Linked DNA regions of Mus musculus: region 1 is linked to region 2. The links are chromatin loops, found by intact Hi-C in ENCODE. Cell type or tissue: gastrocnemius. All regions are shown on one strand. Links, peaks and the distances in the headings refer to the core of each region. The heading gives the core; the rest is flanking DNA. Region 1 holds the start of Mitf (melanogenesis associated transcription factor). Region 2 overlaps Mitf (melanogenesis associated transcription factor).

What was found. Peaks named below come from ENCODE experiments on the same cell type or tissue, not always from the same donor. Only the 100,000 strongest peaks of a DNase experiment are listed, where the experiment ranks them.
Region 1: it touches region 2 in a loop (2.6-fold over the local background); 1 of 42 quality-filtered maps calls a loop at or near these places.

The regions. Positions count from the first base shown.
Region 1 is chr6:97,802,603-97,812,200 of GRCm38, forward strand. Mitf (melanogenesis associated transcription factor) reads left to right here and starts at 4,456. Exons shown (of 10, transcript NM_001113198.1): 1 at 4,456-4,685. The coding sequence starts at 4,582. In gastrocnemius, for the core only: a CTCF peak has its summit at 4,475; DNase peaks (open chromatin) are centred at 2,577, 4,387 and 4,935; H3K4me3 peaks cover 2,761 bases; H3K27ac peaks cover 2,391 bases.
Region 2 is chr6:97,876,528-97,886,125 of GRCm38, forward strand. The region is part of intron 1 of Mitf (melanogenesis associated transcription factor); the gene reads left to right. Among named protein-coding and RNA genes, the nearest start is that of Mitf, 74 kb to the left of the region's middle. In gastrocnemius, for the core only: no CTCF peak of the experiment used is centred there; DNase peaks (open chromatin) are centred at 4,059 and 5,650; H3K27ac peaks cover 2,903 bases.

The DNA.
Region 1 (9,598 bases), core at 2,144-6,143, 74 kb before region 2:
GGTATTTGTTTATTAAGGCTGTAGAAATATTGGGTCTGGGGAGGTGGCTCAGGGGTTAAGAGCACTGGCTGTTCTTCCAGAGGACCTGAATTCCCTTCTGAGCACATACACAGCAGCTCACACACATTTGCAATACTGTTTAAGTGGATCTGAACCCCTCTTCTGGACTCCTCAGACACTGTATGTACGTGGTGCACTGTCAGACATACAGGAAAATATCCAGATACATTTTTAAAATAAGTTATAGTGGCATATTTTAGGATTTCTGATTCGCTTGGATGTCTGCTTGCACCCTTGTGGTGTCAGTAACACATTGTTCTTACTTATTCCCCACTTTGTCATTGATGACCAGACCTTGGAGTTGGTTCTCATTTAGTTTTTGTAGACTTGAATTTTTCATGTTCTTCTTTCAAAAAAGATGAGTCACAACTCCTCTTAAAATGCCATAATATTACTATCCTACCCCTCAGTGGATGTTGTTGTCTTAGATACTCTCACAACATTAAATTATGTCCCTTCCTAGTTCTAAAGAGGCAATGGCCATGTCCCGGAGTGTATGGACTTACATATGTTTCTCTGATCTTCCCCCTCATGCCTACCTAGTGCCCTTACTTTGTAAACAGTTGATGAGTTAGCTGGAGGTGGGAGCACATCTTCACTCTGTCATAGGCCTTGACTCAGCTTCGGGACTGAGAGTCTTACAAAAGCAGAGACTAAATGCTATCCAGCTTTGTGGCTGAAACACCCAATGTCGTGCCCCGTTCACTACTATGGCACGGTCAGTGTATACCTTGGAACCTTGAGGACCTTGATTATCCAGCCAGGCAATGTCTTTGTGAGATGCAGTAAGAAATTCATGTGATGAGCCTATGTAAAGCATTATATAAGTACAGGTAATATTAATGATGATAAGTATAAGTTCTAATTACTGCTTTGTACATCCGATAGGTCCTCCATTTACATGTATGGTGCTATTGACTCAGTACATGTTTTCTAAGCACTATCAGCTTCCAGATTTTAACTCATTGATGAAGACTATTTAGCTTACTCACCAAGTGAACAGCAGTTTGTAATGTGGGCTAGTGGTATGTCACTCTGTAGAAAATTGTCCACTTAAAGGCAAAGAGAATTTATATACTGAGGCACCAAGCTCTATTGTGAGTCAAGTAAACACTTCCAATGAAAAGGAAAAGTTTTTTCTTCATCTGTCTGGAAAGTCCGAAGACTCCTGACCTCAGACCTGGTTGGAGCAAGGAGTGGAAATGTCTTAGTTCTCTGCTTCTCTATTCTTCTATCTCTTCTGCTTGCTTCTACTTCCCTCTCCCCCATCTTTTTGCTTAGCTACCCTGGGTAACTATAGGTCAGTACATCTAGATTTTTTCCTTCTCTTCCATCCCAGGCTTCCAAAATCAGAACTATTTGAGGAGAAAATTTCTAAGGAAAAAGTGGTGTTAGGGTCCGATGTCAATTCCTAAAGGAATCACTGTATTAAAAGATGATGTTATATGGGGCAGAGCCACCGGTAAACTGCTTAGGGTCCAGGAAATCACCTCACATCCATGCATATGTAAACCCTAATTCAACTCAACGAGCTTATAAAACAAAACAAAACAAGCAAACAAAGAATACCAACAACAAACCCCCATAGACTCAAAAGTAGAAGGGGGGCTGTGTTGGGAAGAAGATGGGTTCCAGGGGGAGAGGGAGGGGCTAAGAGAGAGAAAAGGGGGTTTATTCTAATCAAAATATATTACATATACATAGGAAATGTCAACAAGTCCGCAATTATTTTAAAAGATAGGATTCTATAATGGTCAGGACAAAGTCACATACCCACTCCCACAGGGTGGCAGATGGCACTGTAACAGATGATCCTTCGAAGGTTTTCTGAACAGAGAGCAGAGTGAGCACAAAGAAAAGATACAAGAGGGGGAAACAGCAGCTGGATGTGCAGTCTTAAGACAACTCCAGCTCAGGGCTACACCCAGAGAGCTCTCTGGAAACTGCTTCAGTGAAGTCTTGAATGTTCTCACTTTTACTTTCGCTTTAAGAATGATCCTTTAGGTCTGGGATATCACTCTTTAGCTTAGGCTGGCCCTAGACTCCCAATGTAACCAAGATGACTTTGAACTTCTAACCATCCTGAATCTACCTGTCCCAGGTGCTGTGATTATGGGATTGATTATGCCACCATACTAGTTTATGCAGTGTTGAAGACTGAATCAAGGGCCTCATACACCATAGACAAAGGCTCTACCAACTAAATCACATCCCAGGCCTCATTATTGTTCTAAACCTCAATTCTGGTACAAGTCTTTGACAGCCAGCCTTCCAAGGGCCAACAGACCATGTTTAGGCACAGTGTCTTTCTATTTGTGTGTTCTAAGAAGAACGTACATAGCTTTGTTCAGGAAAAAAAAAACAAAAACAAAAAAACCAACCAACCAACCAACCAACCAACCAACCAACCAAACACAACTCCTAATGGGTCAAGAGATTCAGACAATGAAAAGGCTCAGCGTTTCTCAGTCGGGGTGATATTGGGCCAGAACGCTTGCTGTTAGGCACAGTGTTTAGCATCTGTGGTTCACACCTCATCAAATTCTGGACTTGCTCCAAGCCCATCAGTTTCTGCTCCCACTTTCCAGCACTGACTATGGAGGACCTGGATGAAGTTCAGAGTCTAAACACACATGCTGCTCTCTCGGTTTACTTCCCTTCTTCTATACTGTTACCTCTGAATATTGTTTCTAGCAGTTAATATATCCATGAACATCTTGAAGCTTTTCAGGGTGATTTCAGATATCCTGCCATGCTATTGCTATAGGAAAGGACCCCCGAAGTATTTTAAGAACAATATTCAGCTACAAAATGTTGGTTATTGCTACCTCAACGATGTATACATTTTCCAGTTCTCACTCACCACTCCTATTCATGATCTTTCTGATATAAAATTAAAAAAGAAAAAGCTATACTGTGAGGCAAGATATAGGAGTGGGTAACTCCAAGGAGATGCCCAACCATCAGTGTAGACCTTTTAGGATCATCATTTAGTTTATCAACTCCTGAAAGTGAAAAATACACAGAAGAGATGCAAGCTTGCCAAGAATGCCTCCAAGATACACAAAAGAAAGCCAAAATTAATCATCACTGAGCAGCTTTTAAAAAATTCTATGTATGTATTATGTGTACCTGCACCTGCATTCAGCTGTCAGGAGACAGATTGCAGTAGTTAATAGTTCCATTCTTCAGTCATGTGTGTCCTGAGGACCAATTGCAGGTTGTCATGTTTGCAAATAAGTAAATTTACCGACTGAGCCATTTTGCCTGCCCCTAGTGTATACAAATTGCAAGTAATTCTTTCCTTACTTTTGACCTTGCAACACCATCTCAAATAGGTTTCCTAATCTCTTCTTTCATAGATGAGGAAATTAAGGCTTCTAGGAATCCAATGGACATGTCTAAGATTACACAGGATTTCTTAGAAGAACTAGGAATTTCTGCCATCTTAAAATGCCACCCTTAACTCCAATGTCTCAAAGCACTCGTTGATGTTTTATACAACATGAAGAGTCCTGCTGGAACTAACCAGAAGACAGGTCTGAACATACAAATGAGCTAAAGTGCGGTCATTTAATACATCACCTAGCCGAGTACCTTGAAGCTGCACCGGCTTGCAATGTTAGGACAATCTCATCTGAACTCCCAGCCAACTGAGAAATTGAAAGCAGACGGTGGTGGTGGTGGTGAAGCTGTTTGGTAACTTGATGTCTTTTAAAATTAACTGAATCCTTCAAGTGCTGCTTTAGATTAGAGGTGACTAATTGGATAAAAGGAAAGGAGCCTTTCAACTGATGAAGAGTATTGTGGGAGCTTATACTGAGTTCCAGAAAAAGAACGCACAAGAACAACTCCTCCAATAATGCTTTCATTATAAAAGTGAAGTTTCCAACACTCTGTTTCAATAGAGGACAAAATGATGTGTCGCTGCAGTCCAGAAGAGCTCGGGGGCTAATAGAAAGTCCTTTTATTTTAAAAATGGGTTTTAACTCTGACCGAAACTTTCTAGTTTCAAAACCCCTTAGTGTTTTATTTTTTAAATGAACGCTCGGCGTGTCCTCGCAGATGTCTAAACCAGGAGGGACAGTAGAAGCCCAGGCTGAGTTGTTCTTATTAATATTAAACAGCCAGGTCTGTATCCTTGAAGCAAACCGGAGAGACACGGAGAGGAGCTGCTGACATTGACAAGGAATCCAAACAGGACTTGCACTATCCGTGTACACCACGTTGTCTCTCCCCGGTTTGACCTTCTGGGAGTTGTAGTTTTTGCGGAAGCTGATATCCTGGAGAGCTGGTGTGCTCTGCCCAGGCGGAACCACAAATCCCAGGGCGCACCGGGCTCAGCCCCTCCCGCTCTGGTGTGAGAGTAAACTCACCGCGCCGGGGCGGGCGGCCGGCTAGCGGGCTGAGTGGGGCACTGCGCGGGGCGCGCGGCTTGGGGTACCCGAGGCCCCCCATCTTTCTCAGGTGCCCGGGTTCTGGTCCAAGTCCCAAGCAGTGGAAGGCGGGCAAGAGGGAGTCATGCAGTCCGAATCGGGAATCGTGGCGGATTTCGAAGTCGGGGAGGAGTTTCACGAAGAACCCAAAACCTATTACGAACTCAAAAGTCAACCTCTGAAGAGCAGGTGAGTGGTGACAGCTGGAGGGAGGCGCGGCAGGAGGCCCATGGGCCCCGCGCCTGCTACCCTGGGAGGAGAACAGTCAGTCTGGATAGCTCTAGGACAAGGACCCCGTGCCCTTGCCTTGGGGTACAGGGCGACCTGGCCCCTGGCATTTAGGGTCCCGCTTACAGACGACTTGCTTGCATCCCAGGGTATCTGACAGTGGCATTTTGGGGACACCGCGAGTCTCTTGGGATGGCTCATCCAGACGTGGGGACCCTCGGCTGCAGATGCCAGCTGCTGAGCTAGATGGGGGCTGGGGCGGTACCCGGCGCGAGGTGGGGTAGGAGGAGCACCGGACAGGGACTGTGATCTGGTGCTACCAAGAGCAATTTTTCTGAAGCTCCCTAGCAGGCTGAGGGGCTCAGGAGAGGGGGATCTGATGCTCCAGGGCAGCGATGAACTGGCCTGGAGGTCTTCCCTTGTAGACCAGCCCCTCTGGGAGATACTACTCAGAGAGGCCTCTAGGTGAAGTTCACCTGAGCTTCACCTTTCACCTGCCACAGGACAGCACCGAGGAGGTGTGTGTGTGTGTGTGGGGGGGGGGGGTGAATAAAAGGAGGGGAGGAGGTTGTGGGTGGGCGTGTCTCTCAAGCTGGGCAAGCTGTCTGGAATAGAAGTCTTTACAAATGCAAGAAGGAAGGAAGGAAGGAAGGAAGGAAGGAAGGAAGGAAGGAAGGAAAGAGAGAAAGAAAGAAAGAAAGAAAGAAAGAAAGAAAGAAAGAAAGAAAGAAACAAACAAACAAACTACCTTAGAGGTCTGTGGTGGTTGGGAATGCTCTCTTGGCACCTACACACATTTAATTCTCCAGGCGCTTCAAGAACTTTGGGCCTAGAGTGAAGATGTTCTCTAGTCTGGTGCCTCCCAACTCTTCAGTACCTCTGCAGTATCCTAATCCCTCACGCCACCCTCCATTGCTACTTGCCTGGCAGAATCGGTTATCACTCTCTTTGGTCCCTCTGGACCCTTGAAGTGCTTCTTATTTGTCATGTTTACAGAGAGGGGGATAGTCACTGGAATCTGTGACTTTATTTCCACCCTTTCAGTTGTGCGATGAAGTAAGGCTAACATCATCACCTGGTGCATCAATTGTCTAGGGTCTAGATGAGTGAGGTTCCCCTGGTAGAGGGGCAGAGGGACTCACTTTCAGGGGCCAGGAAGGCAGAATTGAGGGGTGGAATCTTTGGTTTGGGAGACAAAAAGGCTGGGTCTTATAAAGTGGAGACAGGTTGCTTTCCTTCAGGGCTGGGACAGGACCTTGAATCCAGTCATGGGAACAAACTCTGGGAGGAGCAGAAGCCCTGGCTCCCTGGCTAAGGCAGGCTTTTTGCACATGCTTGTGGCAGAGTGGAAGGAAATGTGTTAGGCATCAAGATGCATAAACTCAGCCTTTCACTAGTGGCTTCTTTTCATAATGGCTATTTGTGTGTGAATGTAGATAAGGGTGTATTGGGTGCTCTGAGAGTGATACTGTGTAAAGCGCATTGTTGGTTATGCTCATTAGAGCTTTATCTGCATGTGGCTGAAGGGACCAGTGTTTTACTGAGCAGTCAGTCCCTGCTTTTGCTTCTATAAGCAAATGCTTACAAGGCCAGAATGAGGGGGGCAGGGGGAGTGTGTGCGTGTGTGTGTGTGTGTGTGTGTGTGTGTGTGTGTCTGAAAGAAATTAATTAACTGGGCTCTTCATTTTGATGGTGGCTGATACATTAAATGAGTTTGAGGGAGTGAAGAAGGTACCTCTGGGGAAAACCAATGAGTGCCCTGACACTCATGGGGAAGGATTTGGTTCTATTCTTTTACCCAGTCAGCAAGAATGGCACGCAAGAGCACATGTCCTCTGTAGCTAGCTAGCTAGCACAGGAAAGGAAAAATGTGGGACTGTGGGCATAAACGGCTTCACATGTTGGTACGAGCAGCAGGTGCCAGGTAGCATGGAGTAGATATGCGTTCTTTGAAATAAACCCGTTAAATAAAATTTGTGACTAAGTTTCTGGAGTACGTTGACATCTTTTCTGACTGTTTTTGACAGTTGTCCTAATGGTATTATCATTGACATCGGTGTGTGACTTTAAATGTGGCTCAGGGCCTTCTCGTTGACTGTAGTTTGAAGACTTTGCTGGGGCATCCCTAACGTCCTGGTTAGGAAAAAGTTGTAATGAAAATTTGCAGATTCTCGTAACAAGGACACCTATCCATTCTATTGTCTCCATCAGCAGTTCTTAATCTGTGGGTCGAGACCCCTCGGGGGCCGTTCAACAACCCTTTCACAGGGGTTGCATGTCAGATATCCTGCATAATCAGATATTTATATTTATGACTCATGACAGTAGCAAAATTACACTTATGAAATAGCAACAAAAATAATTTTATGGTCGGGGGTCACAGGAACATGAAGAACTATATTAAATGGTTGCAGCATTAGGAAGGGTGAGGACCACTTGTCAAGATTGTTTCAGAATTCACCCATTTCTTGCCTATCTCTCTGCTGTAACTTTGACCAAGTCATTGTCAGTTTTTGCCTGAATTATTGCAGCAATCTCTTAACGCTCTCAGCCTTGGCCAGTTTTAGTAATTTTAAATTTAGTGCCACAGTATTCTTATTAAACTGATTTTTTTTTTTTTAAGGCTGAGATCTGACTGAGTCAGTAACATGCTTGCCACACAAGTGTGAAGGCCTGAGTACTTTTCCAGGAGCCCACATGAAGGCAGGCAGGCGTGGGGCTTGGTGGTTGTAATCCCAGCACTGGGGAGGAGGAGATGCGCTTGCTGGCAAGCCAATCTATCTGAATTGAAAAGTAAGAGATAAAAGATGAGAAACTGTATCAAACAACCAAGTGGTGAGTGACTGAGGGAGACACCTGAAGTCGGCCTCTAGTCTTCGCATGCATGCACAGACACACACCCACACACCCCTGTACACAGTGTACCGGTGCATACATCTGAATGTGTATACACACATACGTATGCACAAACCACAAATTAGAGAACAAACCCCTATGGAGAACCTCAGTCATCACTGTGGGAAGTTGTGAGTAGCCTTTAGCAGGTAGAGTGCAGGGATGTGCTAGCTTCGCTACACTACCCAGGGCAGCTTCCACAGCCAAGAATCCTCTGGGCCCTGAGCTAAAACTCAAGTTAGATCATGCTGTCTTCTCTAGTTGAAGCCCTCCACAGCTCTTTTTTTCCCCAGTCCTTCAAATGGCACAATGCAGCATATGTGTCAGGCTGCCCTTCAGCTCTGACCTTATCTCTTGCTGCTTATCATTCTAAGCAGAGCCCAGGCTTCTACCTTTGGATATTCATTCATTATACCTGCCTCTGCTTGGGCCATTCTTTGCCCAGACAGCCACAGCTGTAGTACAACCTACCCAACCAACTACTAATCTTCCTTTTAATGTGCCCTTAATTCTCATCATATGGATAGTGTGGCCTTCTGTTCATAATTACTCTCCCTCTAAACGCTCAGTCTTCCTTATCCGGCTGTGTTTCTTTCATAGTGTTAATGTTATAATTTACAGTGTAATTTGAATATATATGTGTGGGAACATATATATATATATATATATATATATATATATATATATATATATGTGTGTGTGTGTGTGTGTGTGTGTGTGTGTATATATATGTGTATATATATATATATATATATACACACACACATATATACATACACACACCTCACACACATAGGTGTACACACACACACACACACACACACACACATATATATATGTATATATAGATATATATATATATCAAACTTCAGGGCTCCAAGGTGGTAAGGATTTCTCTCTGTGTCTTGTTAACTGTGAAGTCCCCAGAGCCTAGAACACTCAGTCACAAGGCTTGTAATGTTTCGAGATAGACGATTCTTTAAAGGACTGTCCAATGCATAGGATAGTGTCTGGTAGGACATATTTGTTGGACACACACGGCGCTCTCCTTCAGTAAGTTACAAAGGTATCGTGGTTGCTTTTTGTTTTTGTAGTCACTATTGTGTTCCTTTTCAAGTAGATTCCCAGCAGGCTTTCTTCGAGGATGAGTTTCCATATTCTTTGTGGCTCAACCCAGATAGTCACAAATATGTTGCTGAACTTAGATTCTGTGAGCCTCATCTTGGTAAGACTGACCCGTAAAAGTGTCATAGGAAAAGACCCTGTAGAACAGGCCCTCGTGATGAATGGTGTTTTCATGGGAATGAATTCTCCCCAGTGGGTCACAGGAGAAACAATCACAGTGCACCCAGGTTTACACACTAGCAAGTCACTCCAGGGATATGCAGAGCTGTTCTTGAGCTCTGGGGGACACATAGGCAGTAGGTCTTTTGGACACAGTGCTGTGGCTTATGGCTCTGATGGTTTTGCTCTGCAGAAGCCTAAGGCTTGGTAGATGCTGATGCTCTTTTCCTAGGCAGTCTGAGGAACCGGTTTCATTGGGCCCTGGTTTCCTCCTACAAATTTTATTGCTGTTTCAGACAGTATTAAATTTCCTTCAGATTAGAAATGGGAATGTGAGCGAGTGCTAAGTTAATCATGGCAAGATGGGATGCTACAGCCGTGCCAAGTATGGCTTCAAAGAGAGATGTGTGGAGTTTGCAGAGAAAGATAGACTGTTCTGTCCTACACACATCACAAGCACACTGGCTTTTGTGGAGATTTCCCCTTCAGTTTTTACACTAAAAAGGCCCTTTTATTTGTTAAAATAATAATCCATGCTTAGCAAGACAAAACTGTCAAGACAATCTCAATCTCTCCCTCTCCCCTCTCCTCTTACTCTCTCTTCTCTCTCCCCCATTCCTCCCTCCCTCCCTCTCTGTACTGGCTAGTTTTGTGTCAACTTGACACAGCTGGGGTTATCACAGAGAAAGGAGCTT
Region 2 (9,598 bases), core at 2,504-6,503:
CTAGTTTGATTGGTAAGTTCCAGGCTGAGTAAGAGACATAAACATGGACACATACAGCACATATACACACAAAACCAACCAACCAAACAAACAAACAAAAAGCACCAAACCCCAACATTGCTGTCTGAGATCTGGGTGGTTTGAGTGGGGTTAAGGTAGGGCCTTGATAATCCTATTGAGCAGCAGCTGGTGGTGAGACTTTATGATCTAATGGTAGGGTGTTTATGAGTTTACACACTGGAATTGATGATAGAGTTATGTATCAAGGCAGCATGATATACAAGGAGAGCTATACCATTGGCTATTGAGCAAAGAAGATTGATTGTCAGGTTCAAGATGAAATCTTTGGTTCTAATACCCTATGTATAGAGATTGTGGGCGCAAGAGCTGCACCACTTCTGTGCCACTTTAAGCAAGTCAATATGTAGTTCCAGTCCTCTCACCCATAAAATAAAGGCCTTGGTTAAATGCAGCCAGGGTGCCTGTATGGTGGTAGCATTCTGCTGTTTTTCTAGAATGTTGATTCAATGGCCCAGCGTATGGGCTATCTATCACCAGAATGGTTTCCTGCCTTGTAGCCTCGTTGCCACCCTTCCCCCACCACAAATAATCAAATTAGTGGGCATTTATCCAGAGCTTGCCTTATCACCAGAGAGTCTATGCAGAAGAACTCACTTGGGAGGGAGAATGGGGAGATGCTTATCTTTATCATCTGTGAAGCACAGAACTAAGAGGAAGGGCTGTGAGACCTTGATAATCACCTTGGACCCTGTATGAGCCATGAAGAATGTATACACAGATCTGGTACAGTAGCTGTGCAAAGCAAGATGCAGAGTTTATTGCACTACAGCTAGATGGCCTTGGGATTGAATGCTGGTGAAGATGCCTCTGCCTCTGACCTAGTCTCAATTCTAACCTCCCCTCCCTGCAAGGATGCAGCCATATTCCCTCCTGCCACTGAGCGACCGTGAGACTTGCCTGCCATTTCCTGGCTACTTCTCCTTCCTCACATTCCCCTCAGTGGGTTTCTGTTCCTTGGCAACCCCAGCTGCTTTGAGTAGAACATTAGGTCAAGAGACACTTTTCAGTAACCAATAGGGCAATACTAAAAATAGAAACGGCGCAGGAACAATAAGCTAAATCGTGCAATGTTGTGGAAAGAATGAGGGTAGTAAATTATAGTCTTAGCCCTGTCCCGAAATAGCACTATGACCTTATCCAAGGTGCTCGACACTACCAGGGTTGTCTAAAATGGGAATGGTGTAATCTCATAGGGATAGTGCCATGAAAAATGCTTTGGGAAGGCAAAAGGGCATGCTGGTGCAGGGTTCTCCTGGTTAGATATTTGGAGAGTGCTGACTTTTGGATGTTGGTTTGCAGCCAGGTGAAGTGTATTTGGGAGGCCACCTTCATTAAGTGCTCATTGCCTTCTCAGCTGAGATTCCTCTGGTCCTGTCTGCTATTGATATTTGCAGCCTGATTTTTCTCCCAGTGACTAGTACTCATTTTTAGAGTTTCTGATTGCTTAACGCCAGATCGGCTCCAAGTTTTCCAATATATATTCTGAGCTATCAGTAGAACTCTCCTGTTTTTTTACACAAGGTACTTGTGATAATAGAGGGGCTATCTCTGTGTGCTACCAGTCAGGGACCAAGCCATTAGCATTCTTTGGTTTAATTCTGTGAAGACCAACAACTGGGCTGTGCATGTAAATGACTTGGTTAGTTGCCTTTCTTTGCCTCAGTTGACACATGTGAGATCACCGTGATGCCTCCTTCTCAGTGAGTCGAGGACAGTGGGAAAACTAGGTGTCAAAATGTTCGGGATGGAAGAACGTTTTCTCTGACCAATCAATCATCTTAGTATCTGAGGAGAGGAAGCCAGAGTTAGACATGGCTGCCTTATTCAGAGATGTTACTGGGGCCCACTAACAACACAGTGAGGTAGCTCAGGAGAGATGAGGTCAATTAGAAGGGGGTTACCCATCCACGCATCAGTACAGTGTGCCTGGACTCTGTCCAATCCTTTTCTTCCTTTATGCATTTGCACTGAATGCATGTGTACTTCTCTTCCCTTGAAGTGCCGTTGTGTTTGAGTACATTAGGACATGAAAGTGATTCTCTTTCTCATCACAAATTCAGGTTTATGAGAGGATTCTTGATGGTTTCTCCTTGTGGAAGACCCAGGCCAGTGTTCTTTGCAGTCCAGCTTGCTGTGGTGGGGAAAGGAAGATTATGTAGTTCTGTACTAGAATTCTCCTAGGCCTTTAGCAGCTTTCTGCATCTCTTCAGATCCCAGACATTTGAGTTTCCTTTAGAAGGAGAAGACTTTATTTCTCTCAGGGAAGTAGGAATGGTAACTGTAGTAATGTTTTTGATAGAGATTGACTGACAGGCAGTTGGAGTTCATAATGTCAGGTTGGGTGGGGCAGTGAGTTCTAGAAGTACTTTTTGGTTTTGTTTTTATTTTTATCATTTTGGACAGGTGTCACAAACAAAAAATGAGGAGATGCAAGAGGGCTGGCAAATTCATTCTCTTCTTTGGATCCACTGAGAGTCATAGTAACTCACCGAGGGCACTAGTGTCTGTATTAGCTGCACAAAGGCAATATGGTTCACGTTTGTTTCATCCGATCCTCATCTGTGAAGGAAATGGCAGAAAGTTCAGCTCGTGGAAACTAGAAAGATTACCATGCCATTGGTCAGACTACTACTTGCTTTCCTTGGACAGACTTTGGTTGTTTTCCAAATATAGTGAGTTGACAATGCCCCATGGGATTAGCTTTGTTGTGTGTTGTATAATGTGACTAACGAGTTGGTTGCTTGGTTCACTTAGTAAGTCTTTTCTAATTGCATATTTAAAAAATACTTTTGTGACATTTAATTAAGTGAGAGAGAGAGAGTGTGTGTGTGAGTGTGTGTGTGCAAGTGTGTTGTACACTTGTGTGCATGCACAGAGGCCAGAGGATAACCTTCAGGGGTCAATTTTTCCACCTTGTGACCTCAGGGGATTGTACTCAAGTCACCAGGCTCGGTGGCAGGCATCTTTACCTTCTGAGACATCTCACCAACCCTCATTCCATATTTTTTAGACTACTGTTTACATCTTTTGTATAATCTAGATGTTGCTATTATAAGAGATGTGCCAGATATTATTCTAATACTGTCTATTGGAACATGGAGCAAGGTTCCAGGCATCTTCTCTCCACAGAGTCACATAGGAGTCACTCAGTTCCCTCAACAAATGAAGCTCGCCAGAGCTTGGTGTGCAGGGCTTTTATTAGGGTTCAAATAATCTCTCTGTGAGCTGAGTTTTATTAAGTACTCAGATGCCAGAACCTCCTCCCTAGTCAAAGAAGCATTTACTGTAAAAAATCATGCCACTAGCATAACTGGTCCTGGTAAATTTGTGTAGTCCAAGGTTCCACAGTTATAAAAATAGATATTCACTATAAGTAACATGAAACTAAAACTCCATGCATATAGAAACACAATGAATAGAAGAATAGAATAGAATAGAATGGAATGGAATAGAATAGAATAGAAGCCTCTCCTGCATTCTCTGGTGTTGACCAACTCTGTCCTTCTGAGCTGATTTTTTCTTTCATTCTCTTGTATCTTGTAATCTGTCACTGGAAGCTAGTCCTTGAGTATGTTGACCCTCTTGTGAGTCTGAATTTTTCTTTCCCCTTAAGGAATGTTGATTTCCTTCTGGTGATCAGTTAATTTGCTTATTGATCAGTTTGATTGTTTTCAGGTTTATTTTTAAACTTTGAGATTAGATCTAGCATAGTCTTGTTATATGCCTAGTTTAACCTTCTATTTCTCTTATTGTCTCTTTCTTCTTCTCTCTCTGTCTGTCTCTGTTTGTGGTTGTGTGTATACGTGCGTGCTCAGGTAGATATGTGTGCAGACACATGTAGACAATTCGGTTTTGTCCTCTGGCTCTCTCATCCTATCTTGTTTTTTTTTTTTTTTTTTTTTTTTTTTGAGACAAGATCTCTCAGTGGTCTGGAGCTTGTCAAGGAGGACAGGCTGTCTGGGCTGCAAGCCCAGGCAGCTGCATGTCTGCTTCCTAGTAGAGGGATTACAGTATGTGTCACCACACCAGGCTTCTAGGGACGGAACTCTTGGGTCCTTATGCTTACAAGCTGAGCCCTGCCGTACTTTTCTCATTTTTGGAGTCTTCCTGACTATTTCAGCTTTGATGAGGTCTCTCTTCTGTGGCAGGTTGTAAGCTGAACATCTCTCACCCCTCTGAGAACTCTGAGAGGACCTCCTTCTTTGGTTAGCTGTTCTACCTCTAATAGGTGTTCTTTCCCCAGCCCTAGAAAGCCCACCTGCTTGCTATCTAGCTTAAGATTTCAGGGGATCTCTGTGAAGCTTTCCAGATCTTTTTATTGTTACACTAGAGAGAAACCATGATTATCTCTACATTGCTTCCCTAAAACACAAAGTAGGCATAGAATTTCTATGTGCCAAGTGAACACAGTCTGGGTTTTGAGTTGGATTTCTGTATTCCATTTGGAACACACTAAATTTAAGTAAAAATTATGTGGATATGTTAATAACTACTTTATAATTGGTTTTAGGGGGTCAAAGATCTATATTTAAATTAAGGAAGGGGAATAGGTATAGCTCAGTGGTAGAGTGCTTGCCTAAGAGTGTATGAAATCCTGGGTTTCCTCTTCAGCACTAGATAAATACATATATAATTAAGAGAAAGTGTTTGCTGTTAAGGGAAGTGACACTATACTCCATATCAATAGTTATTTAATTTGCTAAACTATTTGAAACATGGCAGCCGTGGGCTGGGAAGATGAGTAAGTGCTTGTTAAGTGGACATGAGGGCCTGAGTTTGGATATCCAGTACCCACTGAAAAGCTAGGCTGGGTGGCTATAATCTCCTTGCTGGCAAGGTGGATACAGAAAGATTCCTGGGACTTTCTGGTCAGCCAGCCTAGCTGAGTTAGTGTGTTCCTGGTTTAGTGAGATGCCTTGTCTCAAAGAACCAGGTAGACTGTGAAAAGGACGACGTCGCCCCAGTGTTGCCCTCTGGCCTCCACATCTACCTGTACGTGTGCACATGTCCATAAACGCAGAGCACATATACACATAAAACAATACACACAAATACAAAATATGATTGCAAGTTTATGTGCTTATGAAGAAGTTCAAAGATTGACTTTTTAAAGTGAAAAGCAGCAATCGGTTTCCCCTTCTCGATTCTGATTAGTAGGTTACAATTTCAGTAAGGTTTGCTTTTGAGAAAAATGAAATACGTTTATGGATATCATCACTGTAATACTCAGGAAAGGCAACTGTACTTACTGAGTTAAAGGTCAGATGGTTAAAGCAACTTTAAAATTTGCCTTGAAAGGACAGAGCCTCCTCAATATTAGCTGTGCTTCCTTTAAGCTTCCTCAAAGGCCTATCCTGAACAAGGCTCAGCCTTGCTTTCTCCTCTTTGCAAAGATGCTATATCAAAGACACACTAATTTAAGCCCTGCTACTGTCCAGATGTAGCAGCTGCGAAGAACCAGGTTCAGAAGGTCACCATTTGGAACTGCTTAAGCCAGGACAAACTTCCTGCTGTGATTGCATGTCTGCCGGAGAAACTGGTAGTTCTTTGGGGCCAGGCCTGTTCCATTACACCAGATGGAGCCGCAGTGTGGCTGGTCAGAGAGAAGCCAGAGTGTGAGCTTGTCTAAGGAGTAAGGCAATACCCAAAATAGCTGCTTCTCTTGACAATAGCCATGCCCTTGCAACCAGAACTGTTTGTGTTGGAAGAGAGAAATCTTAAGGCTTACATTGTCTGCTATGGTAGCAGGTGGCTACTGAGTCCTTGAAATATAGCTAGCCATAATTATATTTATAAGAGTAAAATCTACAGCAGATTTCTTAGGTTTATATTTTTAAAATGTGAAGTATCTTGTTAATTTGTCATATTTTCATTCTTTTGACAACTTCACACACACACTATAGCTATCTATCTATCTATCTATCTATATGTAAAATGTGCCTTGATTATACAAGTAGTATTTGGGGCATGTTGGGTTAAATATATTAATAACAATGATTTTTACCCACATTTTGTTTTTGCTTTTTAACGTACCTGCTGGGAAGTGTATACATACCTGTTCGTTTCCCTTCTGTTTTTGCTGAGCAGAGTGCCTGTGGGGGCATCCATACTAGGAATGTGACATTATTCCGAACTATACTTTGATTTTGAGAGTTGATTTTGAAATCCATCATCAAGTATGGAATTAGATCCTTTGGATTGCCAAGCTAGTTTCTCAGTAACCCATAGCGCATATGCAATAATGACAGCAAGAATGAAACTTTTTTTTTTCAGTCAGAAAAGCAATTTCTAGAAACCATGAGCTCTGCAGAGCTAAAATTTCATTCTCATTGTTTTATTTTTAAGCTCTATTTTAAGTTTCTTCCAGGACGAAAATGTTCAGTCCCTTCTGGATTCTGATGTCCTGGTAAATCTTCTTTGTGAACCTGGGGGATGTGATAGAACTGGCACAAGAGAAAATTAATTTGGTTGGGATCCATGAATGGAGCGGGGGGTAATGGGCAAGCCTTGTGGAGGCTGTGTAATCCATCACTGTACAAGGTTTGCTAGGTTGCCGAGCTGCGTGGCACCTTCTGTTTCGGGCAGCATCGTGCCAAGATTAACTCCTGTAGAACCCTGCTCTTCTGTATTAGGAGAAAGCATACGCATAATAGAATGTGACTATAGAACATGTATATTCGCAGTCAATAAAAATGCTTCTATCTGTCCTTCTGTATGTATGGTGTGTGTGTCCATTGTGTGCTCTGAAATAAAATCAAATGGGCTTTACCACAATTTTTTCTCTTTCATCCTAGGGTATTTTCCTACCCTTTATTTTCTACTAATTTGAACTCCAAACTCACTGTATCAGGGTACTGTCTTGTTGAAGGCAAGTCAATGCTGGGAGCCATTTAACTCCATTTATCAATCACATGACACTGGACTTGGTGATATATTAAGAACAAGATGCCCCCTCCTCCACCCCTCAACTTCCCACTGTTTTGCTTCTTTCTCATTGTTGAAACCCAGAATTCAAAACTGGTTTGGAGGCTCTGTGTAGAAGTGCATTCCAGAGCATGCCACTAAATGGGATATAAATAGCATTTGCCCTGACAGAGCTGGAGTTTTCTCAGCTCTAGAGACATTGAAGCCTTTGTTTTGTGGGTCACTGGCCCCTCCCCCTCAAGCCTGAGTCATAAAGCCCGAAACACTAATGAGGTTGCTGAAATGTAAAATCTAATTGGTAAGATGTATGGGAAACCATGAGCGAGTAGAACCCTAAACCTCAATTCAAGTGACTTCCCTATCTGGCCCATAGCTTGCATACGTTGTCATCTGTTGTTCCAAACCCTTCAGTTTAGTTGTTTCTTCCAGTAGGATCAAAGTAGGCCTAGACTGGGCTGGGGATGTATAGCCATATAGGTTAATAGAAGGATCCTGAATTCTCCATTTAGAAAAGGGGAAAAGTCCATGAAAGAAAGAGTATGTTGTATTTTTAAATTTTTAATATATATGTGTATATATAATCTGCATACTTGATTATACATTTAAATACAGATATAAACTTAATTATATATATGTATACATGTATAAGCTTGATTATATTTGTACACATATATAATTGTATGTGTATGTATATAAATGTATATATGTATATGTAAATATATATTATATATCATACTTATAGCTATATAACATATTTTATATAGAACATAGTATATTTATATTAAATATTTATGATATATATATTGTTTTATATATATATATATATATATATATATAAAACAAAATAGTTTTCTATTGTATTCTGAATGTACATATAATAGTTCATTTATCAAAGTATCACCTGTATCTGGCTTGGAATAACTCTGAAATAAGAATGGCTTTTATATTTAGCATTTTCCCCAGTTATCTGAAATTGAAGAATCAAGAAAAAAGAAGACATAATAAAGAAAGACCAAACATGGCTCACCAAGTCTAAACTATGTTGCTGGTCTGTGGGTTCCTAGCCTTGTATCCACAGAGCTGCTTGCTGCCTGCTATAGGGTGTACTTGCTGCTAGACTCATCAACAAACACATAATTCCCCAACATTCTTTCTTTTTCTATCTCTGGTTCCATATAGATACTGGGCAAATAACGTTTACAAAGTGATGCCTCTGCCTTCACAGTCCTGGGAGGTGGAGTGACAGTCACCAAGGGAGGTCTGTGTAGCTCAGCCTCTGCTTCCCTCTTTGCTGTGTATTATGGAATTGTGACTAATTGATTTTCCAGATTTTGAATTCATCCACTCCCTCCCCCCCACAGACCACTTGCTTGCTTTTCCTGGTGACTTCCTCATTTTCCTTTATTTTTTTCTTCCCCAAAGTCTCCTACTGCCCTAGGTAAAACCCATCTTTCCTCTCACCTGAATACCGTCAGTTGGTGTCTCTGAGGTATACTTAACATTTTTTTTTCCTGTGACTTCAAGTTTCGTGCTATGTTCAGCATGGAGCTGTCATCTAGCCTTGATTTTGTAATCATGAACCCAGGCTACCTTGACAAGTATCCCAAGCCAGGTGGCATACATAACAGATATTTATTTCCCCTGACTCTGGTGTCTAAAGTTCAAGGTCAAGGTACTGACAGACCTAGTTCCCAGTGAGAGTATGTTTCTTTTACTGTTGCCTACCTTCTGGCCGTGTCCTCACATTGCCTTTCCTGAGTGCGGGCAGATCTGTCTTCTTCTAGAGTAGGTACAGGTTCCATCTAAGCCTTCTACTCTTGACCCCATATAAACCTGATAACTCCAAAGCCTCTTTTGCCAAGGACTTTAGCTTTGTTTGGGTGTGTTTGTGTAGGAAGGCAGTCAGTATGAATTTTGGGAGCCTATAAACAGCTCATAACAGTTGTTTATGATTGTTTTATTTATTCTGTAGATATGAGTTTTGGTTTTTTGATATTCCTTTTGGCAACAGGGTCTTTCCAGATGTTTCTAGAAAGCTAGACATTTGTGCTTGCATGCACTGAACTTGAACATATAGGTTTGACCCTGGCCTTTATTTTGGATCCTTCCTGCTGTTGGAACCCATTGTAACAGTACAAGATCACAGCTGCTGCTTTCCTAAGCACTCACAGACACTGACTTGTTTTGTAGTTCAGAGTATGCCCTCTGGCCTCTGTTTTGGCTAGCAGGATAGCCAGAGCATGGCCAGAAGGCCACGGCTGACACATCCCAGACACATGCAGGCCTCAAATTGCCCTCTTTCAAAACAATTACAACAGCCATGTAAATGGCTAATGTAAGGGGCAAAAATGAGCACATTATTTATGGCTCAGCTAGAGATTTGCTACCCAAAGTCTGTCAGCCTTTGTCAGAAGACTGGTCGTGCCAGTGACTGTGGCAGCTTGGAAAAGCATTGCGGCCAATGGCTATTGGGATGAACTCGGAGTCTGGTAGAAGATCATGGGGATGGATCCCAGAGCACAGAAGCTCCACACTTGACTCAAGTGGTTGCATTATCCTGTCCTGTTTACATCTCTACAGCTCTCCTCCCACT